Linked DNA regions of Mus musculus: region 2 is linked to region 1. A link is a loop called in an ENCODE intact Hi-C map of the cell type or tissue named here. Cell type or tissue: gastrocnemius. All regions are shown on one strand. Each heading gives the region's core, and the rest is flanking DNA. Links, peaks and the distances in the headings are about the cores only.

Region 1 (10,506 bases), core at 1,622-9,621:
GCCTTTAGTAGTTGCTGCCTGGACTTGGGGGGAGGGAGCAGAAATCTGGTGAAGGGTTTTCTGGGAAAGCTGTACACAGATGCCACACCCAATTGGAGAGTTAGCCTCTAGGATCCTAAGGGCCTGTGTGCCTTTCTATCCCGAGTGTAGTATCAAGATGATTTCAGATCCTAAGCCCTCCCAAGTCAAAGTGCCCAAATCCTGAGTTTGTACATACTTGCTTATTCATCTTAGTCTTGAAGATCCAATACAAGGTAGTATGAGTGCTACCTCGTCATGGCAGCCCTCTCCCAAGGAGATCGTCAGGCGAATTAATGCTTTCTGTGCACTTGGTGTTCTGTGCTTAGGACTGAAGTCTCAAGATTGCAGTAAGCAGTGTTCATACTTCCGTTTTGCAGACGAGGAGATTGAGGTTCAAGGAAGTTGAATGACTTTCTCAAGGTCATGCCGAGACTCCGTAGATCTGCTAGTCTACAGAACTGAACTTGAGTCTGTGACTCCAAAACCCACATGGTTTTCCTTTATGCCACCCCACCTCCCCAGATTTCCATTCCAGGCCATTGTGATGGTCTGAAGGGCCGCTCGGTCTTGCTCCTTCCACCTTTCTTAGGGTGTTAAGGACTTTCAGGGTAAGAGGATCTGAGGTCCAGTTCTGTAGGACTTTGGGGGTATTGAGCCAAGAAGTTGTTGTTAGTATCAGATGGGAGGAGCAGCTATGAAGGCAGTTGTCAAGGTCAGGATGATTCTTGAGTGCCTTGGTCCACAGTGCTTGGCATAAAGCAACCAGAGAGGGGACACCTGCACCTTCTGAGTTAGGCAATGTAATCGTGTCTAGGAGAAGCTCCAAGCTCCTACCTCTAGCCTGTCCTAGTTTCACAGAGTGAACTCGGTGGGTGGTTTTTGTAGTGTGTGTGTCTTTGCCACAAGAGAGTATCTCTGTTTTGCCCGAGGGTCTTTGCTGTTTGGTCAGTGTGGCCAGGTTAAAATACAGTCCCTATCAACCCCAGGGACCCCACCTCTCTCTGAGTAACCTGGCTGGCTGGCTTTAAGTGGAGAATTTGCAACTTGAGGCCCCTTCAAGTTATAAAGACTGAAAACCAGGAGAGAGTAGCCATGGGAAGCCAATCCACTCGGGTGGACTTTAAAGCTAACGTCTCTGTTCCAGATTTATCCACTCTATGGAGACGGACTCCTTTTAGGCTCTGTGGGTCATCCTGGTGTGGGATGGGTCCTGGCCTGTGACACACCAGGGAAGGGGGGAGGGTGAAAAGAAACCCATGGCTCCCTGGTAACACAGCTTCTGTCTCAGCTCCATAGCTGATCTCCTCATATCTGTTCTGCCAATCCTTGTGGGGCTATAACTCAGTCTGAATCTTCCCTTGCCCAAGGCCTCCTGTTAGTCTCTTACTCCAGATGTAAGTTCTTATAGGGGCCATTTTGTCTCGGGCAACATCCTTAGAGCTGCCTGCATTCTGGAAGTCCGTTCTTCACTCAGTCAAAGGATGGCCTCGGTATTTTGGGGAGGTCCTTGAAGACTCCAGTAGAGTCACGGCAACTACCTCTCACCTCTCCCTGTTTTCTACTCCAGCTCTGTGTGTGTGTGTGGGGGTGGGGGGGAGGGAACCTGCCTACTGAGGAGTGGAAGAAGCCGCTTTGGAATGTCTGGGTAGATGAGGGAGGACACACTGGGATTGAGTAGGAGAGGACAACTCCCCAGAGCCAGCAGCCCTGCTCCCTCCTGTGACGTGCTCCCCTCTCCTCTGCTCCCTCCTGTGATGTGCTCCCCTCTCCTCTGCTCCCTCCTGTGACGTGCTCCCCTCTCCTCTGCTCCCTCCTGTGATGTGCTCCCCTCTCCTCTGCTCCCTCCTGTGACGTGCTCCCCTCTCCTCTGCTCCCTCCTGTGATGTGCTCCCTTCTCCTCGAAGCCCTGCAGTTAGTTAGTTGCTCTAGGCTTCAGAGGCCCTTCTGTTGCTGGGCTGCATTCTGCTTGCAGAGGGTAGAACAGCAAGATGGAGAGACAGCTCTGTAGGCCTCATCTCTTTCTGAAGTGTAAGGAGTGGGATTTGACAAAGTCAGCAGTCCTTGTCACAGAAGAAGGCTGGTGGGACACAGTGTGTGTGAGCTGTTGTCTTGGTTTGCTCTTTTACACTTAGAATCCGGTCTGACGTTTTCACTGGGCTCATCTTTGTTCCAGCCTGGACCACTGCATCCGTGCCAGATGTGGGGGAGGGGAACAGCAAGAAATCAATCAAAGTCAATCTTTCCCCCACCCCCCTTTTCAGCTGTCCAAAGCTTCTTTCCTCAGGTCTCCCAAAAGATAAATGAATTCTGCTTTTGGGTGTTTTGAAACAGGGTTTCTCTGTGTAGCCCTGGCTGTCCTGGAACTCACTCTGTAGACCAGGCTGGCCTTAAACTCACAGAAATCTACCTGCCTCTGCCCCTCTGCCCCTCTGCCCCTCTGCCCCTCTGCCCCTCCCTCTGCCTCTGCTTCCCAAGTGCTGGGATTAAAGGCATGCGCTACCTCTGCCCGGGTTATTGTTTTTTTTTTCATGACACTTATGTATTTTGTTGTCTGATACCTGTGGTGGGCATGCATGTGCCACAGCACACACGTGAGCATCAGAGGACAGCTTTCAGGAGTCAGTGTTCTGTCCCGTGTAGGTCCTGGGAACTGAACTAATAATACCAGCAGCACTTTCAACCACTGGGCCATCTCTCTGGCCCAGTTTTGCTCTGTTTTGTTTTTGAGACAGACCTTCCCATATGCCTCAGCGCAGTCTGGAACTCTATGAATTCCAGGCTGCACTTTGTCCATCCTCCTGTCTCAGCCTCCTGAGTGTTGGGATCGCGGGCACCTGCTACCATCGTGACTTCAAGGGTCCTGAAGGGAAAGTAAGGGTCTCTTTAGCTTTGAGGGAAGTGTCATGGAAGATGCAGAGCTGAGGCAGTATTCACTGTGGCTAGTGTCACTCAAGCGTTACCGTGGCAACAACCCCCAAAGATGTTACCATAGAATAGGGCCTGGTGCTTGAAGATTTGGGTTCTACCAAAGGCGACAACTAAGTAGGTCTCTAGATCCCTACCCTTGGCTCCCCATTAACATCAATCAGCACATGTGATGCAAAGCCATCACGGGATTCTGGGAACTTCCTGAGCCAGTGCACTTCATTAGTACACTAATGAAGGGAACGCAGAGTGGGTTCAAAGACAGCATGGCGCCCGACTGTGGGACTTTGTGAGGAGAGTCTCTAGAGAAGGCTAGAGGGAGTGTGGAGCTTTCAGGGCTGGGAGAGAGCATCCTTGAGGTGTGGAGACTCTGCAGGGATATTGCTAATGCTGCAGGTCACCACTCAGCTCCAAGCTTTGCCATTGGCTGGTGTACAGTTACTAGGGGAAGGAGGGGGAAGGAGGCCCCTTGAACAGACTCGGGGAGGACCCTTTCTGCAGTGGTGTCCAGGCTAGACAAGGGGGTGGTGAAAGGCTGGTTCTACTTGAAAACAGTTTGAGAAATGCAGCCCGGGGAGGGGAGGGCCATGCGACAAGCAGAGGTGAAGCTGTAAGGAGGAGGAGGAGCTGACGCACGGTTGGCGTTTGCTGTTCCATGTCCGAGCATGGAAACTGTGCTCACCATATCATAGCTGTGTGATGGTGGGAGAGCTGCCAGGCCACCCCAAACCTCAGTTTCCTCTTTTATAAAGTGAGAATAACAATACTTAACCCCTAGGATTACTGTGCCCATCACATGAGACACCGTGCACAAACTGCACCATGCTAATGGGCACATGATATCATCTCTGCTTTTAACTTTTGCTTGGGGAGTTGGAGTCTATGTAGTGTGTGCATGTATGTGTGCACATGTGTGTGAGAGAGTGAGCATGCACATATCCCTATATGCAGAGGCCAAAGGAGAAAGTCTGAGTCCTCTTCTGTTGCTGGCCACCTGTTCCCTTGAGACAGTCTCTTACTGAATCTGAAGTTACTATTGTGGCCTGGGCTCCCCTGGGATCCACCTGTCCCTACCTCCCAATACTAAGGTTACAGGCACACACAGCCGTGCCCAGGTTTTACATGGTTTCGATCCAGCTTCTCTCGCATGCACAGCTGTGCTCTTACTTACCGGGTCACCTCCCAACCTAGGTTATTAAAATTACATAAATAAATTAATTAATTAGTGGAGTTGGGGTACACACATCACAGAACACCAGTGCAGGTCCCAGGACAACGTGCAGGAGTTCAGTTCTCTCCATCCACCCAGTGAGTCTGTGAATGGAACTCGGGCAGTCAGGTGGTTTGGCAGCGGACACCTCTATCTGCTGAGCCATCTAGCCAGCCCTGGTTCATTGAGACAGGATCTTGCTGTGTGGCCCTGGCTGGCCTATAAGTCACTGTGTAGTTCAGGGTGGTTCACATTCAAGCTCGAGGCCCCTTTCCTGCCTTAGCCTCTCGAGTAGCATTGTGGGTGTGTGCCCCCAAATAAACAGATTAACAGCTAAAATGTTAGCTGAGCACTATGGTTCACGCCCTGTGAATCCTAGCACTCGGGAAGCTAAGGCAGGAGGATTGGAACTCTGAGGCTAACTTGGACTCTACGGAGACCATGCCTGAAAAAGAAGGTAAGGGAGCCAGGGCGTGGTGGCACATGGTGGTGCACACCTTTAATCCCAGCACAGGGTAGGTACACGCAGGTGGATCTCTGAGTTTGAGGCCAGCCAAGGCTACATAGAGAAACCTTGTCCCCCCAGAACCAAAAACCAAACCAAACAAACAAACAGAAGGTGGGGAAGGAATTGCTGAGGAGATGGCTCAGAGGTTAAGAGCACTGGCTGCTCTTCCAGAGGACCTGGGTTCAGTCCCCAGAAGCCTCATAGGAACTCACAACTGTCTGTAACTCCGGGTCCAGGGAATCGGCTACCCTTTTTCTGATCTCCACAGGCACTGGGCATGCAGATGGCACACACACATACATATATACATGTAAAGAGACACTCATACGAATACAACAAAAGTAAATAAAATGGTTTTTATACATCTTGTCTCTGCACACGCCTAATTTGGAAGTGCTAAACACTCTGTCCTCTTATGAATGGCTGCATCCAAACCTCTAGGCCTGTACCCAGCTCTTCCTAGTCGATATCTGTTTATTCAGCAAACACAGGGAGTCGCTGAGTTCCAGGGACTGTGCTTGGTGCGGGGGGATTTGGACGGGTGTTGTCCTTGGGGACATTCTAGATCTGGGTGGTGATTTGAAACTTCGGGAGAACCCGGGGCAGCGGCAGCAGTGGACCATCAGAAGGCATCCTTCTAGCAGGGTGTGGCTGCAGTGGTGCTGATTACAGCACTTGGAAGCCCAGAGGCAGGAATGAGGACTGTGAGTCGCAGGCTAGCCTGGGCTACCTAGCAAGGTCCTGTCCGAAGCAAACAAATGGCGTTTACCAGCTCTGTGTTAATTTCCTTACCTTCCAAGAAAGATCCTTTTTAACACACGACACCTTTAATCTCAGCACGCTGGGAGCAGAGACAGGTGAATCTCTGTGAATTCCAGGCCAGTCAGGACTACACAGTGAAGCCCTGATCCCAAGCAAAAGACAACCGAAAGCACACAACATACCAACAAAACAAAAATGATGTGTAGCTCAGACTGACCTCAAACTCTTGGTGATTCCCCTGCCTCAGCTGCCCAGTGCTGAGGTTACAGGCATGTGCCACCATGGTTAGCAGATGGAAAATCTTAGGTTACATCACTTAAGGTGGAGGCAGGAAGACCATGTTTGAGGCCATGGGGCTGCCGGGCTCCATACAAATCAAATGAAAAAACAAAAAACCCAAACAATAAAAAAGAGCTAGAAATTGGAGTTGAGGGGCCAGACAAGAAATATGAAGTAATGAAGTCATAACATTTGTCATGGTTGATCACAAGAATGGTAAATGCACCCATTCCTTAGGTCTTGAGTGTCTTTTATCCTCCTCACAGGCCTGAGAGCCCCGCCCATCTTCCCTCTGCACTCCTTTCCAGCCAGGCACGCCTCAGCTTCAGCATTTGGAGAGCGCCCGCCATCTTATTCATCCAGCGCTTTCTGGAATCCTACCACTGGGAATGTTTTGAAAGAGTGTGTGTAGATTTGCGTGTGTTGGTTCCCGTGTTCCCGGGGGGGTGGGGGTGGGGTGGGGGGAGGTGGGAGGGGCCAGCCTGGCTGGAAAGTTATATTTAGCCCCCTTTGGCTGGAAGGCATCCAGGCAGCATGGTGGAGAATCATTGGCGGAGAAGAGAGGCACGTCATTGGTCTGAGATAGACACGCTGTGTTTCTGTTTCTGACCACTGGGTGGAAGAAACATGGATGTGGATCAAAGTTAGAGAACTAAGGTAGAGTTTAAAAATAAATAAATAAATAAATAAATAAATAAATAACATTGGGCCGGGCAGTGGTGGCGCACGCCTTTAAAGGCAGAGACAGGTGGATTTCTGAGTCCAAGGCCAGCCTGGTCTACAGAGTGAGTTCCAGGACAGCCAGGACTACACAGAGAAACCCTGTCTCAAAAAAAAAAAAAGGAAATAATATAATTATAAACTTAATACATTTAATTGTTGGCAAAGTTAAAGACAAAAAGCACATAGAAAATACAAAAATCAATCTTACTTCACCATTCTAAGAAAATAATTGTTATTTCCTGTTTGGTTTCTGTTGTTCTTTGGTTGGTTGTGGGGGGGGGATGTTGCTCTTGATATTTTTGAACTCTTTAAAAACGTTTAAATTACATTTGATTTATTTATTCTGTGGGTGTATGTGTGTGTAGGCATGTTTGTGCACCATGGCACCCAGGAGATTCGAGAACCACTTGCAGGAAGCAGTCTCATCTATTGTGTGGGTTTGGAGGCTCAAACTCAGGTGTTCATGTTTGGCAGTGCGTGTCTGCCCATGAGCCACCTGCTGCCTCCCCAAACCCTTCTCCAGGACAGGGTCTCCCTCTGTAGCCCAGGCTGGCTTCAGACTCAGCAATTCTTCTGCTGCAGCCCCTGAAGTGCTAGGATTAAAGATATGGGCCCCTACACACAGAATTCCATGTATTCTCAGCATATGTATAGGTAATTTATAAAGTTATATCATAAGTGATATGTGTTCATATACTTCTGGAAGATTCTAGATTGAGTCCAATGCTTGCTAAGATCTCTTTCTACCCCTGAGCTATAATCACAGCCCCACTAAATATTTTACATAACTTTTATCTTTTTACAATGGTTTTAGTATTTATTTTTCAAACAGCTTTGATATGTATCTTACGCTGGCCTAGAATTTATGGCAATCCTCCTGCCTCAGCCTCCTGAGTACTGGGGTGATAGGCATGCACCAGCATGCCTTGCTCATCTTGTAATTTTGGTGTTTGTTTGTTTGTTTGTTTGTTTTTCCAAGATAGGTTTCTCTGTGTAGTCCTGACTATCACTCTGTAGGCTACAGCATGGAACTCACTTGTTTCTGCCTCCTGAGTGCTGGGATTAAAGGCATGTGCCACCCCTGCACAGCTCATTTTATAGTTGTTAATCTAATCTTTCAGTAAGTCTTATAGGAAGATGTAACAAAATCTAAATAATAGAAATTTTATAATGAAAAGTAATCTTCCTCTGAACTTTTCTTCCTTAGCCTCTTTCTTTTAGAAAAAAACACCACTATCAGTTTCTTTGGACACTTCCAAAAACATATGTACTTACAATCAAGTTCCTGCACACATGTATACATTGTATACACTTACAGTCAAGCACATATGTACATGCATATGTCTTGGTTAGGGTTACTATTGCTGTGATAAAACACAATGGCCAAAATCAAGATAAGGAGAAAAGAGTTTGTTTGGTCCATGCTTCCTCGGCTGTTCATCACTGGGGGAAGTCAGGACAGGAACTCACACAGGGCAGGAATCTGGAGGCAGGAGCTGATGCAGAGGACATGGAGGATGCTGCCTACTGGCTTGCTTCTCAAGGCTCGCTCAGCCTGCTTCCTTATAAAGTGCAGGACCACCAGCCCAAGGCTGACATTACCAACCAGGAGCTGCACCACCCCCCATCACTAATTAAGAAAATGCTCTTCGGGCTTGCCTACCATTTGATATTATGAAGGCATTTTCTCAAGTGAGGTTCCCACCTCTAAGATGACACATTAAACTAGCCAGCACACATATGTCTCTTGTACATGTGCTAGCATACTATATATGCTATTTTGTGCTTTAAAAAAATTACCTTTGAACCTTGGAAATCTTTCCATATCAGCACATAAAATCCATCTCATCCAACATGTGAGCAGCTGAGTGATTGCTGTCTGGGGTGGTCTGGTGTGAGCAGCTGAGTGACTGCTGTCTGGGGTGGTCTGGGAGGCTTGTCTCCTGAGCACTGACACCACCCCACACATGTTGCTGAACAAAGAGATCAATCTCTTTGTTTAAAACCTTCAGACTTGGGGCTGGAGAGATGGCTTAGGGCTTAAGAGCACTGGCTGGCTGCTCTTCCAGAGGTCCTGAGTTCCAGCACCCACATGGTGGCTCACATCCGATGCCCTCTTCTGGTGTGTCTGAAGACAGCTAAGGTGTGTTCATATAAATAAATAAATAAATAAATAAATAATAAATAAATAAATAAATAAATTTGCTAAAAGAAATCAACTTTAGACTTTCTGGTCTGGGTGTGGTATCTCACACCTTTATCCTTAGCATTTGGGAGGCAGAGACAGGAGAATCTCTGAGTTCAGGGCCTGCATGGTCCACAGTGAATTCCAAGCCAGAATTCACTTTTTGAATGTCCCCCAAAACAAAAATAGTAGATTTTCAGATTTAAAAAAAAAAAGAAGTTTTCTTATTTTGGGGGAAAAAAGTTTGTTCTTCTTGCTGCTGCTGCTATTGTTGTTGTTTAGACAGGGTCTCACTCTGTAGACCAGGCTAGCCCTCAAACTCACTGAAATATGCCGGTCTCTGCTGCCACCCTGAGTGCTAGGAGTGAGCTGGAGAGAGAGCTCAGACTTAAAGACCAGGCTCACAAAGCGACGAGACTTGGGTCACAAAGACTGCAGAAAAGTTTTAAGTAAAAGGCAAAATAAAACAGCAACAACCATAAGCCTCAGACTGAAGCAGCACGGTGGCTCCCTCCGCAGGCGCAGCCTTCTGGAAACTAAGCTGAGGGGCTTTGCCATGAATTGATGGTTATCCCGGACTACGGCATGAGGGCCTGTCCTCCAAAAATAATCAAATGAAATAAAAGTGGAGGCTCTCTAATGGAGGATAGCTGCTATTAGCATGTTTTCCTATTCAGGATATATACACACAAGTATACACATATATATATGTATATATACACACACACACATATATAAAATGTGTGTCTGTATACATTTAAATATATTTATATGTATGTATAAATATATATTTGTATATACATATATGTATATAAATACATGTATAGATACAGTGATGTATAATATACATATATGTATATATAATCTTTAAAACTTTTATTCCTTTTTCCTCTCCCATCCTCGGCCCCATCCCATCTTCTTTCCTTCTGTGCTGAGGCTGATGAGGGCTCAGGGTCCCATGTATGCTACACACTCACTGGACCACACTCCAATTGTTTGACTATCTTATGGTTTTCTTTAGGACAGACCTCTGGAGTTAACGTTTTCTTTCTGTCCATTTCTTATCACTTCAGTAAGTGATCTTGCAAACCACATCCCTAGCACTGGAATCCTGGTGCAGAGTATTAATATTTCAGCCCTTGATGGAGCAGGATGACTTGCTAGAACCGGTCTGCCACGCCCCATTAAGGAGCTGCTTCCCCAACTCCTCTCCTTTGTGAACTCCATCTCCGGGCGTCATCCTTTTTAAGTGTAACTTGATATTTTGGTGGCAGGATCAAGCCCAGGGTCTTGCCCTTGCTATAGCAGGTGTTCTCGAAGCCTCTCATCCCCGCTGCCCCCCAGCTTTGGTAGCATTGATCATGGAGCAGCCAAATAAGTGCTTCCGGCTGGTTTTAACCAAAAGCCAGATTTAATTTAAAAAAAAATTTTTTTTTTTGTTCAGTCTTTTGCTTTGTGAAGTCCTTGGGTAGCTGAGGACGGCTTGGGGTCATCCTCCAGCATCTGCCTCCACCGTGCTAGGCTTACAGACACGAGCTACCACACCTCCTTTATTTAGCGCTGGGGACCAAATCCAGGAACATGGTAGGCAAGCATTCTACCAATGGTGCATTTCCAGCCCCAGTTTAAAAATTAATTTTGCTATTTTTTGACATGTATGGGTGTTTTGCATGTGTGTATCTCTGTACCACGTGCATGCCTGGTGCACATGGAAGCCAGAAGAGGCCATCAGGCCATCAGATCCTCTGGATCCCACGTGACAGAGAGTTGTGAGCCACCATAGGGGTGCTGGGAAATGAACCAGGTCCTGTGGAAGAGCAGCCGATGCTACCCTGAACCATCTCTCCACCCAAAGTTTGTTTTTTGTTTTTTGTTTCTTTCTGTTTTGAGACA
Region 2 (10,506 bases), core at 1,022-9,021, 68 kb before region 1:
GCTGGGGTCTCTGCCTGGAGAGACACAATTCCTCAACTCTAGTGCCTAAAAGGGTAAGGAACCCCAAGCAGATGGTATTTCCTAAATGGCTACATGAGGTGCCCAGGGATGGGAGGTTTGGGCTGGGGGCTGTATTTAGTCTATGTATGTTCCAGGAAAGAACAAACTTTAATAATGACACAGTTTCCTGACAATAAAGGAATACTGAGAACAAGCATCACCTGTCATGTTGGGGAGAGCAGAAGCGGGCTCCTATACCTTCCCCTTCAGCAACCCCTCTTAGCCAGGAGCTCAAGTGAGACTGGAGCGGGAAATGAAGGGTGTCCCTTGGGAGGACATTGTATCTTCAGAACAGAAAACCCGCCAGCCCTCTCCAAAGGCTAGCTGACAAATCACAGGAAGCGCCTTCCTCTTCCTCGCCTGGGTCAAGTGAAGAGGCTGGCAAAGTTGTTGAGCATCAACTGGACCAGCTGCCCGGGGTAGAATACGTGGGCCGCCATGTCAGAGGCCTCCTGCTCAGGTCGAAACAGTGTCGGTCCAAACACAATTCCCAGGTTGTGGGCGGTCATTCGGTTCTTATCCGAGTGTGCTATCACCCTGAGGGCAGAGCCAAGGGAAGGAAGAGAGGTGATAACTACCCACTACAGACCAGTACAGCAGTATTAGGTTTGAGCAGGTCAGCAGTCACTCTGGAATCCTTCCACACGCAAGAACAGACCCAACAGGGAACAGAGATGGACCAGTGGAGGAACATTCAGGATGCAGTCTGGAGGCACAAGTGGGGTCCAAGTGCCTGACTCTCAGCTGCAGGGACAGCCCCTAGTGTCCTCTGTGCACTGTGGGAGGAGCACACTCTATGTGCCCAAGTACAGCTCAACCAAGGGAGCTACCCTGCCCCATGGAGACTAAGGCCAGGGAAGGAAGACCATCCTCTCACTTCTCCCACAGAGCCCTCCTTGTCTCCTTCTGCTCATTTCCTTCATTTGGCTGAGCTAGTCAAAGGCCCAGACACAAGTCAGTGCTTCCCTGTCCCCACCCTCCCTGGTCAGGGTCCCCAGTGAACACCCACTCCATCCTCACCAGCACGAACAAGGTTGCTGAGTCCCCCTGACCTGCACAGATGCTCCAGGATGTACTTCAGAGTGTCATGGTTGGGCCTCGGCAGCGAGTCTATTAATTTCTGGATTTTGGAGAGGCACTGCTCTGGCTCAGAAAGTTCTGGGGAGGGTAAAGGCAAGGACAGGGAGTGAACTTGGGGAAAGGGTTACAACCAGGTGTGTAAATTCACTCTTTCCCATGTCCCCTGATGGTATCACTTGTCTGGTACTTGTGGGCCTTACACACAGTAAGCTTGCCTTGCTGCAGAACCAAAGCCCTCCACTCTTCCACAAAGCCCAACATCAACTCTTAGCAAACATTCACACACATATCCCCACCCTCCGAGAATAATTCAGAGGGTTACCATATAAATTATTTTCTATCCCCAGTAAAGTCAGAAGGGACCCTCTGTTCTCTTCTTTACTACATGCCCGCCCACGTCAGGGGTGTTATCTGAAGCCCTCAACCCTTACCAAGGGCATCACGAAAGTCAGGCAGCAACAATGCAGGCACCAGAGGCTGTGGCAGCTCCCGGAAAAAAAGCTTCAAAGCTCCGGTGACCACGTGAATATCATCCCATTCGGCACTGTCTAAATCTAATTTGCCTTCTAGAAGGGGGGGCGGGGGGGGGTAAGAGGTTCCTCGAGTTGAAGGTTCAGGAGAGCCAGAGAATTCCTGACTCAAAGGCTAGGAATTCTGGGTAAATACAATCAAAGCCAGGTCACAAGAATGTGGGGATGGTCCATAGTAGAGCATAGTAGGACAACAAATGAAGGGTAGGGTCAAGGACATGGGGGATTAATTGGAGTATAAAGCTGTTTTTTTTTTTTTGAGCTTCCCATGTAAGTACCTTGTCCTGCCTGTTCTGGGAACATGTATCTCCCATCAGAGGTCACTGCCCGTTCTGCAACATACAGGAGAGACCAGTAGCTTAGGCATGCGGTTCCAACTCCCTCACTCAGAACCACTCTGGGTTCTGAGGTGTTGGAGGCGGTGTGGACTTCCTCCCAAGTTGTCTCACCTCTGTCTACCAGGAAGCGGAGTTTCTGGACCACGGCCAGGTTCCCACTCACCCGGTAAATACCATCCACGTCTAGACCTAGGAGACAAGGATGAGGTCTCTAACGCTAAAATATGTATGGGAGTGGTCTGAGGGAGAGAGGGGTCAGGAGGAAGGCAGGGATGGGGGCAAAGGACTGGAGCATGGGGAAGGGGAGGTTTCAGAGGCGCGGGTGTTGGGGGGTGTCTTCGGAAAAATAACCTTTTTTATCCACGGCCTCAACACAAAGCCGGACAAAGCTGGGCACGGTGTCCCCTTCCCGTTGGCACAGCGACTCCAACTGGCAGCCAAAAACCTGGTCTGCAGAGGAAGGGAGTGAGGTGGGGAGTTGGCTGCTACCTGGGAGCAAGTAGGCCCTCCCTCTGACCTGCAAACAACGGGGGATGAGGGTGGGCAGTGGGGGTTGGGGGAGGCAGGGGCGGACTCAGACTGGAATCTAGCTCTGGAAATTCTACTTTGAGCCTCACTAGAGTTTTAGTTAATGCTAAGATCAGGGATATAAAAGATCTGAAAACTGACTTATCAGGCCAGGCATGGTGCCTCTTACCTGTTATCCCTACAACACTAAGCAGGCTGAGGCAGGAGGATTGCCTAACTTTGAGTAAAGCCTGATATAAATACCGAAAGCCTGTTTCTACAATAATAAAATCCGAAAACAAAATCTACACAAAATAAAGACTCTAGTAAAGCCGATACGAAGAGCAGCGCCCCAGCGGGCCCAGCCCACCCTACCTCGGAACAGACCCCGCTCTTGTAGGCTCTGCAAGGTTGGTCTCTTGGCGATTAGCCGCTTTAACTTGTTCCGCACGCGGTTCTTCTGGTCAGTGCCCTCTGCACACCGACCTGCAAAACCCAGGACAGTGAGCTGAGGGGAGGACCCATTCCCTGCACCCCAGCCCGGCCAGCTCCGGTCCGCTTCGTACTGGAAGTTCTGCGGCTGCCAAGCCGCATCAGGGACTTGGACACCGGTTCCGATTCCAATTCGTCATCCTCACCAGCGCTCAGCTCGGCCAGCTCGGCGGGTCCGGAGCCCGACAGACGCAGCTCCAGGGGGTTCTCCCGATCCTAGACCCGGGCGGCCGGGGTAGGAGGTTGGACAGGAGAACATCTGCACCCCCACCTCGGTGCCAGAGCCCCACATTCCAGCAGGAGTCAAAGGCAGGGCTCTATCGGAGACTTCCTTGTCCGATACCCATAGCCCTTCCCTAGCTCTCTTGGCCCACGGGGGGTCCCCCCTTCCGGGGTCTCGCCTCCCGGGTGCCTTCCAGGGTCTGCACCCTTCTAACCAGCCGCTCGATGACAGTCCGCAGCGCGCGGTGCCAGTCTCGCAGCTCGGTCTCCTCGTCCGACTGCAGCAGGAACTCATGTCCCGGGACCGTGCGGATCTGGGAGTGGAGGGTAGGGGAGCCGGGCGGGGGAAAGGCGAGTGTTAGCTAGGAGTGCCTAAAACGCTGCGAGGACGAGCGACCTCGGGTCACCCTGTCTTTGGGGACGCGCGGAAGACACTCACGTGCAGGACGTTCCGGCGGCTGGACAGCTGGCGCCCGCTGGCCAGGGCCGCCCCGCGCAGGTCCACGCTACTCTCCGGCCGGCTCCCAGCCCGCGCCTGGCAATTATGAGAGAAACTGAGGCAAAGAGTTTTGTTTCCTCACCGCTTCCCTCTCCAGGGAGGTGAGCTGCTTCCTCTTTCCTGTACCTTCCTCTCCATTTCCTTCCTCGCCGCCTCCGCCTCAGTCGGCCTGAGGCGCAAACCAGTAACCCCAAACCCTTGCAGCACCCCCCTGGCCGATACTCACCCAGCCTTGGAGGGATGCAGACTGCGGTGGCCGCTCTCGGTAAAACACAAGGCTGCTACCAGTTAACACCACCCAAGCAGGGCCCCAGTTCTTCCTGTGGGGGAGGAGAGGAAGGAGGAGAGGTAGTTAAAAGGTCATTTTAGAATTTCACCTGGAGTGCCTGAGCTCCCCGCACCATTACGGCTTTCTACCCTGTGAAATCCACCAGCCCAGACCCCGGGCATATTCTGAGCTCTCACCTGAGTTTGCGCCCTCCTTGAGCAATCTTGGTCATGTTGAGCAGGCCTGACCTTTCTTCCTGGGAAGGGTATGGAGTACCGTCTGTAAGCCACCCTGTGCCACCCACAGCCGCCAGAGTTTCTAAGGAATCTACCAGAAGTGGGGACCGTTAAAGTTTGGGGTGGGGGAGACCAGAGAAGCGCAAACACCCAGAAAGAAAATGCTTCAGAGGAGCAGGTGTTGCAGGGTTATGCAGAAAGGATCTTGGCATTCGAAGACAGGAAGTACTCACCACGTGGGGGTCATCCAGGAGCTGTGGCAGAGCTGAACAGGGCCTCAAGGCTCCCGGCTGTTCAGAGAGAGCAAGCCATGGGACGCTTTGGCTGAGGCTTGGTAAACCCTGAGGGTGGGAGATTGAAACAGGAAGAAGAACCTTCGGTTTAGAGGTCCCAGGCCGTAGAAGGAATAGGGGAAAGGTCATAAAAAGTTAACTTTGGGGGCTGGAGAGATGGTTCAGCGGTTAAGAGCACTGACTGCTCTTCCAAAGGTCCTGAGTTCAAATCCCAGCAACTACATGGTGGCTCACAACCTATCTGTAAAGAGATCTGATGCCCTCTTCTGGGGTGTCTGAAGACAGCTATAAGGTACTTACATATAATAAATAAATCTAAAAATATAAATTTAACTTTTTAACATGTGACTGAGAAGTGGGAGGGTTCTCACCTGTGGATCGAGCCATTCCTGAGGCTGTAGGGCACTGCTGTCCCTAGTCAAAGTCTCTGTCTGCTCCATGGAGCCCGGTTTCTGAGTTTAGGGGAAGACAAAGCAACATCTGGATGCTACCTCCACTGTTCTTAACACTTCTCACAAAATTCCTCTTTCTTCTGACCTTCTGAGAGCCCCAGAGAGAAACGGAGAACAGAAGATGGAGGGGAAACAGGAGGGGAGGGCCGCACACGAGCGCCATCCCCAGGTGGGGTCCAGGCGCTACTGGCATTGTTAGGGCCGAAGTCTGTGTCCTGGCAGCTCTAGAAATCTAAGCTCTGTTAATTGTCCCCAGTAATCAATCAAAGAGACAATGCTAAAGGACAAAGAAAGATATATGTGGGTTTAGAGCACTGGCTACCTTCTGGAGGGGCGGGGCGGGGCGGGGCGGGATGGGGAGGGGCGGGTGCTGGCTGGGTTTTCAACATCCTCATTAGGGCTGAAGTTTGCTGTAAATCCAGTTCCAGGAGGCCTGACACCCTCTTCTGGCCTCTGAGAGCACTGCATGCAGGTGTTAATAGGAGCATACATGCAGGCAAAACACCTATACATACAAAATGTGGCCGCAGTGAGAGCAGATCAGTCTTATAAATAGATCCGATGATCCCCAATTCTGCTTTTAGGGTTCTAACATGCAGTTCAGGTTTGAATAGGTTTAGTCAAGCGGTAATCACAAAGCCAGGCATGGTGATGCCCACCTTCAATCTCAGCACTTGGGAGGCAAAGACAGACAGATCTCAGTGAGTTCAAAGCCAGCCTGGTCTTCATAGTGAGTTTCAGGGGAGCCAGAACTAGGAGCTACATAGGGAGACCCTGTCTCAAAAAAAAAAAAAAAGGTAATTGTAATTAGGCAGTCCTGGTAAAGGCATGGTCCTTGTTCATCTTTGTCCCAGCTCCGTCTCTGCCACAGGAAGGTCTGAAGAGGTGTCAGAACACTGTGAACCGTCTTCCTGGGAGACAAGTTCCGTTTCTGGCTGGGATCAGGACCCCAACCTTGTATTCCCCAGCATAAGACTCTTGGGGTAATTCTAATTCCTTGGGGTCCATGCCTCAATGGTCTGAGAGCTGAAGAAAGAGACACTCAGTGCCTTTCTCTTTAGAATTCTGTTGGGAGCTGCTCGCAGCCATTCAGCCTCCTGTAATGCATGCGAGGGGATGCAAGGGCTTCGGACCAGGGACCCTGGACGTCGGAGAAGGCCCGCCAGATTACAGTACACAGGGAGCTGTGACAGGATGTGATCCTGCCTGCCCCAGGAGCGAGAAGCTGGGAAAGAGGAGAAAACTTATTCTGCCCCTGTCCCTCCCGATCTCTCTCCCATTTACTCACGGTCAGCTCCGGGCCCGGGGGGGGCCCTGGTACATGGGTAGAAACCCCAGTCCCTGGCTGTTTTTTAAAAAATTCTTCCCCTCACAGTCTTTGCTCTTCTCCTCACTTCCTGTTGCCAACTTCCCTCCTCCCCCACGCAACCCCGCCCCAGAGCTGCAGGAAAGGGGAACAGGCTTTTTTTTTGGGGGGGGGGAGGAGAGAGTGACCTGTCCTCACACCATCGAGAGTAAAAGAAGACACCAAGAAGTGAGAGACTACGCTAGAGCTAGGGAAGAGAAAGACTTGTTATACACCCGTGAAAGAGAGAGTGTACACTGGGCTTGCTCGTAATCCCAGCAACCCCAGCGTTTGGGAGGCTGAGGCAGGACAGCTGCTGGAGTTTGAGGTCGGTCTGAACTACAAAAGGAAGCGGGGCGAGTTGGGCCTACTGCGGACTAAGACCCCTGGCTCAAAATACAACTGACAACAGAGTGGGGGAGGGGCTGACCAAGGCACTCAGTGTTAGAAGGAACTTGCTAGTGTCCTGACTTGAAGACAGGACTTTAGGACAAACCTTGCCCTGGGCTAGGAGTTAGAACTGGAGAAAAGCAGTCTGCTGACATTCCTTTGGCTGTACTGGATACCCTGTTCCTCCAGGGCCTCTGTAACTCGACTGTCCTTTCTCATCCCCTACGTTGCTTATGGCCACTCTTCCTGCTCCTGCGAGATCTTCTCAGAGCACCTCAGCCTCTTCTCCTCATTGTGTCCATCTGTCCCCCTCTCCCCTCCTCTCTGATCTTTAAGGGAGGGGTGTTGTCTGTGTCCCCCTCTCCTACCTTCAGTACTTAAGGGAGGGAGGCTGTGTCCAGTTCACCACTTCACATAGATCCCGCCCCACCCTGCTGTAGTGCAGGCGGCCGACCAAGCTCTGAGTTATGCTCCAGGAAGCTCTGTAACTCACCACAGCAACTTCTGTCATCCACCAGTGAGACCTTTCTCCTGGCCCTTCCTTGAAGGATTTCAGGGAGCAGGCCTTCACATTGCCCGTGCTGACACTTTTGCACATCTTGTGGGGATGGTGAAGAGGCTGCCCAGAAGCAACCTGGGGTTCCTGAGGCAGATAGAGCTCCTCCAGGGAGCCATGATACAGCTTTGTCCCTGGAAAGAGAGATGTGAAGGAGTGGCAGGTGAGGACAGATATGACCTTGGGAATTGTCTAGGAATGCAGGGCAAGGCTGCCGGGAAGTGACACGGGCCCTAGAGCTAAGAGTGTAAAGGGGACGCCACAGTGGCTTGGGTGAGAACTAGGCTTATCAAAGGAGTCCGCAGAAGGTAAGACAGAGTAGTGCTCTCAGCGCTCAAGCGGGAAGAGTCAGAGAGTCGGAAAGGTGAAGAGGGGGGAGGCTCAAAGCTTACTTACCAGGAGTCCAGAGGGAGCTGTTGTAGGTAGTGTCTGCTGGGTTGTGGCAGCAGATTGATTCCTCTGTCATGTATGCAGCTGGAACAAAGATGGGCCGAGAGCTGGGGGGTGCGCCCAGACGCCTCGCCAGCCACCAGTCTGAGTTGGTCTTTCGAAGCAGTAGGAACCTGTCACCTTCAGCCAGAGACACCTGCCGGCCATCTGCCCCAGTGTAAGTGAACGGATAGAGGGCGCAGAGCTGGGGTCCCTGAGAAGGGCTTTGTAGACTCAGCCCTAGATTTCCCCAGATACTTGGCCACCACCGGCCTGAGAACATGGTGGCTGGCACTGTCACCTATAGGAAAAGGGGGTGCTGAAGTTCCAGAAGGAAATAGGAGCTGGTGCCTCCGTACAGAAGGGCATGGTTTGAAGAGTGTGTGTGAGCGTGTGTGTTTTTGTGTGTGTGTGTGTGTGTGTGTGTGTGTGTGTGTGTGTGTGTGTGTGTGTGCAGGACCCTTAGGGCGAGAGGAAGAGGGGAGAGAGATCAGCACAGGTTTGGGGGGGGTCCAACTTCTGTGTGATGTGTCTGTTGAGGAAGTGTATAAATAAGGTGAGAGAGGATGTGGTCAGCAGCCTACCCAGCAAGCAAGGCAGGGAATCTGAGAAGACAACCTAGCTTGGTGATCTTTAGATACCTTGTCGAGGTTACCTGATGTTCCAGGGTCAGAAAGACCTGATCCTGGATGTTGAAGGGAGCCCTGAGCTGCACATAAGGAGGAAGAGGAGGAGGAGGAGGAGGAGCCAGGCTAAGAGCAGAACACAGACAAAAGTACAGGTGACAATGATGAAGGGAAGGTTATGCCATGACCCGTTTTTAAGCTCACACAGGCCTCAGTGTTCCTGTGACCACCCAAACTGCCTCAGACTCGAAGCTTTGTGTTTCCTGTGCAGACAGACAACCAGAAAAACTAAAAAAACAAGCGAGCAGGAAAGGAAAAAAGAAGAGTGCATATCTCCTTCAGCCCCGTCTAGGACACATTAGGGCGCATGATCTATGCATCAACCTTCTGGAGGGGTCCCCGGGTTTATTATGGGGCTCCGTCCATTTGCAATTCTTGTTGTATGTGTGAGTGTTTGGTCTGTGTGTATGTCTCAGCACCATCCAAATGTCTGCTGCCCAAGGAGGCCAGAAGACGGTGTTGGATCCCTGGGATCAACAGTTACAGGCGGTTGTGAACCCTCATGTGGGTACTGGGAATTGAACCAGGGTTCTCTGGAAGAGCAGCCAGAGCTCTTAACTGCCAAGCCATCTCTCCAGCCTTTTTTATTTCTATGCTTAACAAGAACTGGTTGAGGACTGTCTCCTGTGTGGAAGGAGCCGTCAAGAACTAGAAATGACAAAGGGATGAGCTCCTTAGCAGCTTAGGGGGCCAGACCTTAACTGACCTTAACACAGGAAATTTACTAACTGCAGCTGAATTGGAGACCGTGCACACACGGTACAGAAGTCGATGTAGTGGCTCACGCCTTCAACCCAGCACTCAGGAGGCAGGGGCAGGTGCATCTCTATGAGTTTGAGGCCAGCATTATCTACATAGTGAGTTCTAGGGCTGGAGAGATGGCTTGGTGGTTAAGGGCACTGACTGCTCTTCCAAAGACCCTGAGTTCAATCCCCAGTAACCACATGGAGGCTCACGACCATCTGTGATGGGATCCGACACCCTCTTCTGGTGTGTCTGAAGACAGCTACAGTGTACTCATAATAAATAAGTAAATAATTCTTTTTTTTAAAAAAGATTTATTTATTTATTATATGTAAGTACACTGTATCTGTCTTCAGACACTCCAGAAGAGGGCGTTAGATCTCATTACCGGTGGGTCACCATGTGGTTGTGGGATTTGAACTCAGGACCTATGGAAGAGCAGTCAGTGCTCTTATCTGCTGAGCCATCTCGCCAGCCCATAAATAATTCTTTTTTAAAAACAAACAAACAAACAAACAAACAAACAACATCTAGTTAGTTCCAGGACAGCCAGAGCTATATAGTAAGACTCTGTCTCAAAAATAAATAAAAACATCATGAGAGGTGTTTGGAGACTGACGTCACCTGATGTCGCCCTTTCCCTAGCCGGCAGAGGAACTGACTAGCCTGGGAGTGCCGAGCATCAGAAGCAAACTTCTCAATTCTTTGCTTTTCCTCCACTGAGTGGTGTAAGGTTTTTAGTTTCTGCTTGCAGAGCTGGAGTAGAGGGTGAGTGCCTCTTCGCTCTGGTGATGCGAGACAGCCAAGCCAGCTCCCCTCCCCTGACGTAATCCAAGGTCTGACAGGCTGGTCCTCACCCTCCAGGACCTACTCCCTTAGGTTCTCTCTGTTTCACTGTGGGAAGCATGCCCCCTTCTCTTCCTTCCCTTATCCAGAGGCTGATTTTACCTGTGTGTTCATTCAGATATTTAAAATTATCTTTTTGTTTGCTTGTCTTTCAAGACAGAGTTTCTCTGTGTAACAGTCCTGCCTGGCTGTCTGGAACTAGCTCTATAGACTAGGCTAGCCTGGAACTCACAGAGATCCACCTGCCTCTGCCTCCCAGTGCTGGGATTCAGAACTACCCATCATACCTGACAAAATTAGCTTTCTGTTTGTCTGTTTGTTTGTTTGATTTAAATTATTTTTTCTGGCCCGGCTCACTCCAGCCTATCTATTTATTATATATGAGTACACTGTAGCTATCTTCAGACACCCCAGAAGAGGGCATCAGATCTCATTACAGATGGTTGTGAGCCACCATGTGGTGGCTGGGATTTGAACTCAGGACCTCTGGAAGAGCAGCCAGTGCTCTTAACCCCTGAGCCATCTCTCCAGCT

The links. Hi-C counts contacts between places; a loop is a spot of excess contacts. Peaks named below come from ENCODE experiments on the same cell type or tissue, not always from the same donor. Only the 100,000 strongest peaks of a DNase experiment are listed, where the experiment ranks them.
Region 2: a loop joins it to region 1, with 2.2 times the contacts of the local background. A loop is called at or near these places in 12 of 42 quality-filtered maps.

The regions. Positions count from the first base shown.
Region 1 is chr10:127,251,782-127,262,287 of GRCm38, reverse strand. All of the region lies in intron 1 of Kif5a (kinesin family member 5A), which reads left to right. Among named protein-coding and RNA genes, the nearest start is that of Kif5a, 6.3 kb to the left of the region's middle. In gastrocnemius, for the core only: a CTCF peak has its summit at 6,301 (motif pointing right); DNase peaks (open chromatin) are centred at 6,038 and 6,245.
Region 2 is chr10:127,319,590-127,330,095 of GRCm38, reverse strand. It overlaps Arhgap9 (Rho GTPase activating protein 9), which reads right to left and starts at 8,132. Exons shown (of 16, transcript NM_001285785.2): 1 at 7,665-8,132; 2 at 7,206-7,402; 3 at 4,897-4,977; 4 at 4,466-4,573; 5 at 4,194-4,252; 6 at 3,955-4,048; 7 at 3,669-3,764; 8 at 3,445-3,543; 9 at 3,082-3,223; 10 at 2,891-3,001; 11 at 2,360-2,458; 12 at 2,120-2,197; 13 at 1,949-2,002; 14 at 1,572-1,706; 2 more. The coding sequence starts at 7,980. The coding sequence ends at 426. It overlaps Gli1 (GLI-Kruppel family member GLI1), which reads left to right. Exons shown (of 13, transcript NM_010296.2): 13 at 1-214. The coding sequence ends at 49. In gastrocnemius, for the core only: a CTCF peak has its summit at 5,416 (motif pointing left); DNase peaks (open chromatin) are centred at 2,432, 3,324, 3,630, 5,425 and 1 more place; H3K4me3 peaks cover 2,652 bases; H3K27ac peaks cover 1,775 bases.